Linked DNA regions of Mus musculus: region 1 is linked to region 2. A link is a contact called in ENCODE Hi-C data. All regions are on one chromosome and are shown on one strand. Each heading gives the region's core, a stretch centred on a gene start or an enhancer-like site at or near the end of the contact. The rest is flanking DNA. Distances are from core to core; before and after follow the strand shown. Region 1 overlaps Ell (elongation factor RNA polymerase II). Region 2 overlaps Crtc1 (CREB regulated transcription coactivator 1).

Region 1 (4,562 bases), core at 1,400-3,899, 140 kb after region 2:
TGAATCAGCACAGCATCCCATGTTCCTGGCCATCATGGCATCCCCTTGTCTCCATTACAACTGATGTTTCACCTTCCTCTCTCTGTGCCTTCAGGACCTCCATGTAACATGCAGCCTGGGTCCATGTTACCTGACTCTCACACTTTAATTCTGGAACCTTGGTCTGAGTCTTTATGACCCTGCCACTGCTGCATCCTGCATGCCTGTGAAGTTAGCACATAGAGCCAGTGTGGGTTCTGCTGCCATCTCAAAGTGTTGTCACAGCCCTGAGCTGTGGCTGCAGCAGCTCTGTTTGCTCAGCTGAACCTGAAGGACATATACCCAGGTGGTCATGTTACAGTAGAGCATCTTTGCATTTGGCTGTCTCTTCAGATTCTCAAAGGAATGTTTTCCAAAGGGTCTTGGTCTCTCACCTTGAGTCTGAGGAGTGGAGCCTGCCTGCAAGACATTTTCCTGTTATGTTAGAACCAGGTCCATGTCAGATTCCCATTGAGCTCTGAGCAATTACAGCCCCTCTGTGCTTTGCACAGCCACCTTGTCCACTTTCAATTTGCTCTTTACCTCCCCACAGTGTACATTGTCCACATCTTCCTGGTCTATTCTCTGCTTGTAGTCTGACTAAGAGCAGTGGATAGGGATCATTCCAAAGCCTGGTGCTCTGCTCTCTTGAAATTTCCTCTGCTAGTTTATTGTGTTTAGCTTATTTTCTGAGATTGGGTCTCACTGTACAGTTCTGGTTGGCATGGAGCTCGATATGTAGATCAGGCTAGCTTCAAACACAGAAAAATCCACTTACCTCTGCCTTGAGTGCTGGGATAAAGGCTGCTCTGCTGTGCCTGGCTTATTCTGTTAGTTTTAGGTACACTCTCCCTGAAGGCTGGGCACAGCCAGATTCATTGCTGGAGCCCACCATGAACATGCTGTACAGAGCCTTGTGGAAGTGCAGAACCTGCTCACTTGCTGCTGCCAGTCTGCCCCATGTGCTAAGGCTTCTCATAGCATCCCCACCCTGCCTCAGTCCCTGCCCAGCTTACTCTTCTGCCACTATGGCAGGACACAGGACAGGGACTCATGTGCTGCTTTTGTCCCTTGAATCTTATGGCTAAAGCGGTTTGATGTGTGGTAGCAGGAACTGTGGCTGGACATACTCCGACAACAGATAAAAACATCTCAGACTGCCAGTGGGGCCAGGAACAGGAAAGCCTGCCCACATTTTTCCCCTTCCCCAGCTAGGCCCCACCCTTTGGTGATGCCACCTTTAACACAGCACCACCTGCAGGGACAGAGTGTTCAAACACTGAACTTGTGGGAACTATTCATGTCCAAACAAACAAGCTCGTATGTGCATTGTTTGTGTGAGGTCTGGTGAGTTCTGAGCCTTTGGTACAGCACCGTGCACAGTTCTTCCACTCTCCCATGCCTACCCTCTGTTCCTTCTCAGTCCCCATGCCCTGAGGCAGCTGATTGCTTTTGAAACAGGCTCACCTAGCCCAGTCCTGAAGTCTGTTTTGTGGAAGATGCCTTGAACTCACATCTCTACCTCCTCTGGAGTGCTGGGATGACAGTTTTGCGTTTCCACCTGTGGCATGTCCCTTTTGTTATTTAATGTTTATTTAATTTGATGTATGTGTGCCTGAGTCTATGTCCACACCATGTGCCTGGTGCCTTCAGAGCTCAGAAGGGGCATTGGATCTCCCAGAACTGGGGCCATAGATGGTTATAAGCATCATGTATGTACTGGGAATGGAACCCGGGTCTTCTGCAAGAGCAGTAAGTGTTCCTAACTGTTGGACCTCTCCAGCCTCTTGTTTCGTTTTTTTTTTTTTTTTTAAGTTTTATTTGTTATGTATAAAGTGTTCTGCCTGCAGGCCAGAAGAGGGCACCAGATATCATCACAAATGGTTGTGAGCCACCATTGCTGGGAATTGAACTCAGGACCTCGGAAGAGCAGCCAGTGTTCTTAACCTCTGAGCCATATCTCCAGCCTTTGTTTGGGTATTTTTGAGACAGGGTCCTTCTTTGTAGCCTAGGGTGGCCTTTCCCCTTCAAGGTACTGAGGATGCTGGGTCTGTACCATTAGGGTCCATCTATCCCATTATATGATAAAACAGTTCATTCATGTGCTCCATCAACCCCGGAAACACATGTACCCACATGATTTGAAAAACCATGGACATCTTTGTTTTTCCACTTTTAACACGTGCCTTTAATCCCAGCAATCATCAGGTTTGGAGCTCACCTGGTCTTGAGTTCCAGGTCAGTCAGCATTGCACAGTGAACCTCTGTCTCAGAACAGAGCAGAGAAGAGCCCCTTCTGGAGTGGTTGGCTCTGTCCCTCAGAGGCAATCGATCCTGTTCTCCAGGCACACACTCCTGTCTGTACTTTTTTGGCCACAGGAGTGCTGGGATTCCAGATGTACATCGCTGTGTCTGTGTTTTCATCCATGTTCCTAGGAGCCACCTTCCTGGTCTGGCCAGTGCTTTTACTCCATTCTGCTTGAGGCATTGTTGGAGATAGCATATAGCCAGGCTGGCCTCTGATGTACAGAGGCCTTGCCTTAAGTTTCCCATACCCTGCCTCTGCCTCCTGAGTGTGAGGAGTAGGTGTGTGCCATTGCCTTCTTTCTGTGACCTCCACTCCCCTGAGGCTGTGTAGAGGAGTGAACTTTTGGGACCTCAAGGTAGCATCTTAAGGAGACTTCACCTGTGGCAGTGGTGATGCCACATTTGCACAGTGGTGCTGAGAGTTCCATTGTGTCCTAGCTGGCACTTAGTAGTGTCAATAGCTTTGGCCATTGTCTCACAGTTTTGCCATGACGTCTCACCATCATGGGCATAGACTTGTTGTCATAGACTACAGTGAGAGTCAACTCCTGCCATCTGGCTCCTGGGTTGCCCTCATGGCCAAGGGCAAGGAGTGTTCAGCAAAGCTGCTTCCTGCCCTTGAACTTAAGCCAGGAAGAAGGCTGTTGCCAAAGGAAGGAGGAAGTGTGTCTGGCTGCTGTAGGCCTGATCTTTGTAGATCCTACTACTCTGGGCCCTCTGGAGGGCGCTTCTGCCCTGCTGAGCTGCCTGAGCCTCAGCTCTCTTGAGTGTGATGCACATGGAACATTGATGAGGACTGCCTCTCTCCACAAGACACACTGGTGAGTCCTGTGACATCTAAGTATCTGCCTGTGGGACAGGTTCCAGGTTCTTTGGGACCATTCTGGAACTCGTGTTCCTATAAGGCCTTTCCTCCCTGGCTGGCGCTGTGTACGTTGAAATCCTCCTCGTAGCCAGAATGGCCGAGAAGCATCCAGTTATAGGCAGTTGATAAGCTGGTATTGAATTCAGGAGCTTGTGGCCACACCCCTCTCTAGAGACCCCCCCAAGTGTCTCTGACTCGTGCACCAGAGACCAGCCTTTGTCTAGGATTGGGAAAGCAAGTAGGTGTGTCTGTGCACAGATTATCTCTCTATGTGTGTGCATGTGCACCCATGTGTGGAGTGTGGGTGGGTAGGAGGGCCATGTGTGTTCTGATGCAGCTTTGTGCCTGGAGTTCTTAAAACACTCTAGAGACAGGAAGAGCTATTCTTGGAGAACCAGCCAGCAAGTCACAGGACCCAACTGTGCCTGGTGGCTAGGGGTCAGAGGACTCCAGAGCTGTATGTGTGGTCAGTGTCATTGTGTACCTCCTTTCAACCCATGCTAGGCTGTCAGCTCAGGAGTTAGCACTGTTAGATGGGCTTTTCTAACACTTGTGCCCACTGTGCCTGCTGACCATGAGATACCACCTTGTTAGGACAAGGCTGTCAGCATACCAGGAGTCAGCCAGGTAGACAGCTGCAAGAGCAATATACAGTGGGAACACTGGCTTCATAGCTCTGTGTAAGCCTCACAGAGGGCTCAAGACCAAGCTGGTCACTGTCTGAGCATTAGAGCTGTGATGATAGATGCCCTAGTGAGATTTCCTTCTGAAGACTCCTGCAAAGCTGTTGGAGGAGGCTAGAGCTTGTTGGAGGGACCTTGAGATCTGAGGTTGTGGAGACATAAGCCACAGGGAGTCTTGGGCTTGCAGGCTGACAGGCATGCATTCCCTCGATCTTCTCAGGATTCTCCTGACCTGATAGAACTGTTGAGAAACTTCCCAAAAGTGACTTTTTTGCAAGGTCAGTTCTACTGCAGAGTCCCAGAGCAGAGCCCAGCTGCTTCCCTTCATACTTTTCACCCTGAAGATAAGCCCGTTTTTGTCTGAAGACAGATGATAAATGGATCCAAAGAAAAACTTGAGGAGTCCAGCCTGCAGTCCTTCCTGCCATCCCCTTAGCTTTGCAAGTGCTGTCGACACAGGGACATATGCCACAGCTCCAGTAGGCGGGTATACCAGAGAACTTACCTCTCTTTTTGTTAAAGTTGGGCCTGCTTGTCCTAGCTGGCTTTGGGTGAGAATACAGCCTGCCTTGTGAGGACTGGAGATTACAGTCTACCCTGAGTGTCTGTGCTCACTCTCTGATCAGATCCTGACAGTATAACAGTGTGTATCTCTACACTCAGGCTTTTTCATGAGCCCTAAGTTCCAT
Region 2 (4,725 bases), core at 1,055-3,554:
TGCCCCTCTGCTAATGGCTGAAATGGAGAAAGAGGCTCAAAGACTAACCCTGGCCTTCCTAGTGTTAGGGCAGCATGCACCCCAGGAGAGGCCGATAGCACACAGTCCTGGGGGGCCCCACCCTTGGGCCACCTATCCAGAGTTCTCTGAGAGGGAGAGCTAATCTCCCTGGATTCTAAAAGCACAGCAGGAGGCAGCAAGCTCAGGGAAAGTTGGAGGAGCTGCTGAAGTGCAGGAGGGCAGGGACAAGGGCCTTGGGGGGAGTGTGTGCAAGGGCAGGGACCTAAGACAGCACTGAAGCCACGCCTAGATAGAGACTGGGACTCCTTCCCCACTACATCGGACACCTTGACTGCCTCCCCTGCCCATGCTGCCCCAGCCCTGTCACCACCCACGTCCCCAAGCTCTCCCGGAGAGGTACCATCTGCTCCCTACAGCTAAGCTCTTAGATTCCACAGAGCCAGGCTGTTGCACTGTCATGGCCTCACACGAGGATTTCAGCTCACCTAGGTGGAGCAGAACCAGCCACCAGGCAATAAGGACTGGCTTGCTACAATCTCCAACAATGGGAAGAGAGGGCTCTAGCGTGGCAAGGAAGATGGGGACAAGAACTGTAACCTCTCATCCAATCCACTCCTGTGGAGAGGGTTTGTGTGCCCCTATTCTAAGACTTTGAAATACCTGATCTCTAGATTCTTCCCCTCTCTGCCGTGGATGGGAGTCAGGACCCATACGAGCCATTGAGGACTGAAGGCAGGACCCTATGCTCAGCAGGGCGTGGGGACCAGCACTCAGGCTCTCATGTGCTCACCCCAGCCACCCACCGTCTCCTTCTCTGCTCCCTTGCAAGTCTAAAGGAAGATGCCTGAGCCAGAGCCAGGATATGTTTTTCTCACGTGCCCTACATGCCTGACGGACCCACCCGAGCACAATCCAGTAACCTAGAGCACCCGAGGTTTAAGTGTGGCAGTGATGAGGGATTGGCAGGGGCAGCCTGGTGCAACTACGGACAGTGTGCGAGGGGCTCGGGCCAGTCCCTCCTCACCCTGGCAGCCCCAACCCTGCTTCCCATCTCTCTAGATGTTCTGGACATTTCTCGGCCCCACAGCTATACAAGATGTGGCCTTTCAAGTCTGGCTTCTGTCATGTCCTGTGTGTTTGGGGTCCATCTGGCTCACTGCATGCCCCAGGAGGAGCACACAGCGTCACTGTTTATCTATTTCTCAGATGACTGACACTAGGCATGCTTTTCTATCTTTTGGCGGTTGGGAATAATCTGTGAACCTAAGTATGCAAGTGTGCGCTGGAGCCCCTGCCTACAGATCCTAGCGTACACCTGGAGGAGTGGGAGCTGACTCGCTGCACACCAGGGGGGGAGCTGTGGCGCTGCCTGGCAGTTCTGGGCTCCCTGGCTGTGGCGTCTTCCCCGGCAGCTGCATGTGTCAAACTCCCACAAGCTCGAAGCTTCCAGCCTCACCTCCTCCCCAACACTTGTTCCTTTTTGGGTCTCTTTGTTTTCGCAGTGCTGGGGGTGAAGCCTAAGACTAGAAGCACACTAGACAAGTGCTCTGCCCTGACAGGATCTCAGACTCTAAGCTTCCTGCCCTGCATCTGAACATTGGGGCTACAAGTGTGCACCAACCACTAAGCTCAACTTTTATTTTTATGATTTCATTTAAATTGTCTTAATTGTGTGCACGAACCACACCTGTTTGCAGGAGTGCACAGGGCCAGAAGTGTCGGATTCCGAGGTCCCTAAAGACATGCTGGGAGCCAAGCTCAGGTCTGTGCAGAGCAGCGGGTACTTCTATTGCCTGATTGATCATGTTTTTTTAGATAGTCTCATATAACCCAGACTGGCTCTAAGCCCCTGCTGCAGCCTCCAGTGCTGGGATGACAGGCATGCACTACTACCCAGTTGATCTTCATACTTTTGATTCTGAAAGAGCCAAAGGTTCCAACTCTTATATTTGGGGTTTTTTTTCCAATTAAAAAATTATTTTATTTTTGAGACAGGGTCTTACTATGTAGCTCTGGCTATTCTAGAACTCAATATGTAGACCAGGCTGGCTTTGAACTCAGAGATCCACCTGTCTCTGTCCCTGAGTACAGGGAATAATAAGCCACCATGTTTGTATCATTTGGGTTCTTATCTCTGCTCTGCTGTGTCACCAGGATGACCTGGTACACTGAGGGCACTCTGCCCTCAGAAGGGAACAATGCCCAGGTTGATAGAATACATGGAGGAGGACACAGGCATGCAGATTCCAGGCTGAGTCAGCACAGCCCCCGTGGGCCTCTGGCCTCCCCCATCTCTCCAGCCCACTATAAACACAGACTCCGTACACAAGCACGGCGGAGCCTCGGAATGCTTTAATCAGGCTCTGTAGCCGCTGCCAAATTTCCAGACCCGGGAATGAGCGGGTCTGTGGCGGGCGGCGCCGGCTGTTTCTCCAGACGGTGGTGGAGGTTGGACACAGGCACTTGGACCCAGAGCTATGACGGGTCCCTTGGGGTCTGTGCAGAACAGCTGTTTTTGTGGGGCCCTCATTCCTCCATAGGGTACCCCAGCCCTTCCAATTGGCCAAGTTCCAATTCCTGAGTGGGGTCTCACAAAGGGAAGAGACATTTCTGAGTCTTTGGTTTCCAGTAAGGGAAACTGAGGCACCAAGGGGCCACAGGTCAGAAAGGAGTCTCTGTTAAAGCCAGCTTGTCCCATGAGTCAATGGGAGGTGTCTTGGGCATTGGGCACACACCTTTAATCCCAGCACTCTGGAGGCAGAGGCAGGCAACTCTCTGTGAGTTTGAGGCCGGACTGCTCTACAGAGCAAGTTCTAGGACAGCTAGGGCTATACAGAGAAACCCTGTTTCAAGAAACAAAAACCAAACCAATCTAAACAAAAAAACCTAGCTGTGCTGGAGACTGGAGCTGGAGCTCAGTAGGTGGAATGCTTGTAGCTAAGTCACAGGATACTCATCAAGTACGCACAAAGCCCTGGATTCTGTTCCTAGCACTACATACAGCAGGTATGGTGGCACGAGCCTGAATCTCAGGAGATGAAGGCAGATGATCAGGGATTTGAGGTCATCCTTGGTTTCACACAGTGAGTCAGCCTGGGTTACATGAGAGACCCTGTCTCAAAAACAATGAAAATGTGGAAAGCCTAGAATACCCACATACCTCAAGTCCTCAGGGAAGCAGCACCAACAGCCTGCTAAGACCAGGCAGAGCCCAGAGGTGTCAGGTCTTCCTGCGGGAGTGCACAGCACTGGGCCCTTCTGTGCTGAGCTGAGGGCTTGACCAGCTGCCGCCCACTCCTGGCTGGGCTGGGCCCTGCCAGGCTGGTTAAGTATGGGACACTTACTGGGTTTAAGCTCTGTGCTTGAGTCACGCCCCATGTAAGTAGGGACCTACGATGGGAGGCAGCAGGAGGCTGTGGGGCAGGTGACCGACCACACAGGGTCTAGTTACATAGCCTAGGGTGAACAGGCTTGGGGACTGTTCACCCCCTCACTTCACTAAACAAATTTGTGCCCTACCAAGAAACTCACACCTACCTAAACCTCTAAAGGTAGCTGCATTAAAAACTGGGGTCTCTGCCGAGTCAGCTAAAGGTCTGAAACATGAGGGCTGGACCTAAGGAGAGGGATGTGGCCAGAAGCCAAGGGATGATAAGATGGTCAAAGCCACAGCAAAGGCAGATAGAGAATGGAGCCCTGTGCTGCACACCACACATCTGTGACCTAATCTCGTTATGCTGTGGGTTCAGCAAAGGCCCAGAGCGTGACAGGGGAGGCAGACAGTCGCAGGAAAGAGGCTGAGGACCCTGGGAGATGCGCAAGGAAGATGGCTGGGCAGTGGCGAGCAAGAGCAGCAAGAGCTGGCCAGGCTAGCTCCACGGGTAGCCAACATGGAGGGGCCAGGAGGGTGTGCTAGACCTAGACCATGACAGTGCCAGGAGCTGTGAGGGCCTGGAGGGCTGTGGAGTCAGGGAGCTGCCATGGCTGGACCCTAAGGAACTGAGGCTCTCTGCCTACAGACTGGCCTGCTATGTGCTGTGGACAACCGTGAACGTCTGCATGCCTTAGTGCTAGGATGACAGGCATGACGCTACACTTACCCCCTCCCCTGTGTGTGTGTGTGTGTGTACGTGCGCATGTGCATGAGTGTGCTTCTGTGTGGAGGACAGATGTCAGCCTCGAGTTTAATTCCTCAAGAGACATCTACCTCGTTTTCGGGAAAAAGCATTTCTCACAAGCATGGAAGCAAGGTCTCATGTAGCCCATGCTGACCTTGAATTCATAATTCTCCTGCCTCCACTTCCTGAGTGCTGGGGTGACAGGTGTTTATTACTATGCCAGACAGCAGGTTTTTTTTCTTTTGTTTCCTTTTGGGGTACTGGCATGGACCATAGGAGGATATGGGCAGTGGGGCTGAGAGGAAGCTGGGTAGCCTCTCTGAAGATGCAGACTTTTCTAGAAGGTCTCTGTGGAGGTCGCTGGGACATAGGAAGGCCCAGCCATGGCCAGACTGAGCAGAAAGAGGCAGTTGGGCATCAGCTGAGGATGGGACAACAGACTTGTCCAGGAAAAATTATGGGCAAGTCTTCAGAGCTGAGCCTCCTCCCTGATGGGCTCCAACTCTAGAACTCATTGCAGAGGGGAGCAGAGCAGAGCTGCTGGCGGCCCAAACGAGCATTTCTGTGTGGACGCAGGCTGGCCGGG

Evidence for each region. A loop is a pair of places that touch in the nucleus more often than their neighbours do.
Region 1: a loop to region 2 is called in a map of T-helper 17 cell, with 1.9 times the contacts of the local background. The contact joins two enhancer-like sites. A Hi-C loop is called at or near these places in 1 of 37 maps with a recorded cell type or tissue (T-helper 17 cell).

Annotation. Positions count from the first base shown.
Region 1 is chr8:70,557,294-70,561,855 of GRCm38, forward strand. All of the region lies in intron 1 of Ell (elongation factor RNA polymerase II), which reads left to right. Among named protein-coding and RNA genes, the nearest start is that of Ell, 20 kb to the left of the region's middle. Within about 2 kb of position 2,650, at least 1 of the 3 ENCODE cell types and tissues checked has a DNase peak (open chromatin) inside an H3K27ac peak, as active enhancers do.
Region 2 is chr8:70,416,752-70,421,476 of GRCm38, forward strand. The region is part of intron 1 of Crtc1 (CREB regulated transcription coactivator 1); the gene reads right to left. Among named protein-coding and RNA genes, the nearest start is that of Crtc1, 20 kb to the right of the region's middle. Within about 2 kb of position 2,305, at least 1 of the 3 ENCODE cell types and tissues checked has a DNase peak (open chromatin) inside an H3K27ac peak, as active enhancers do.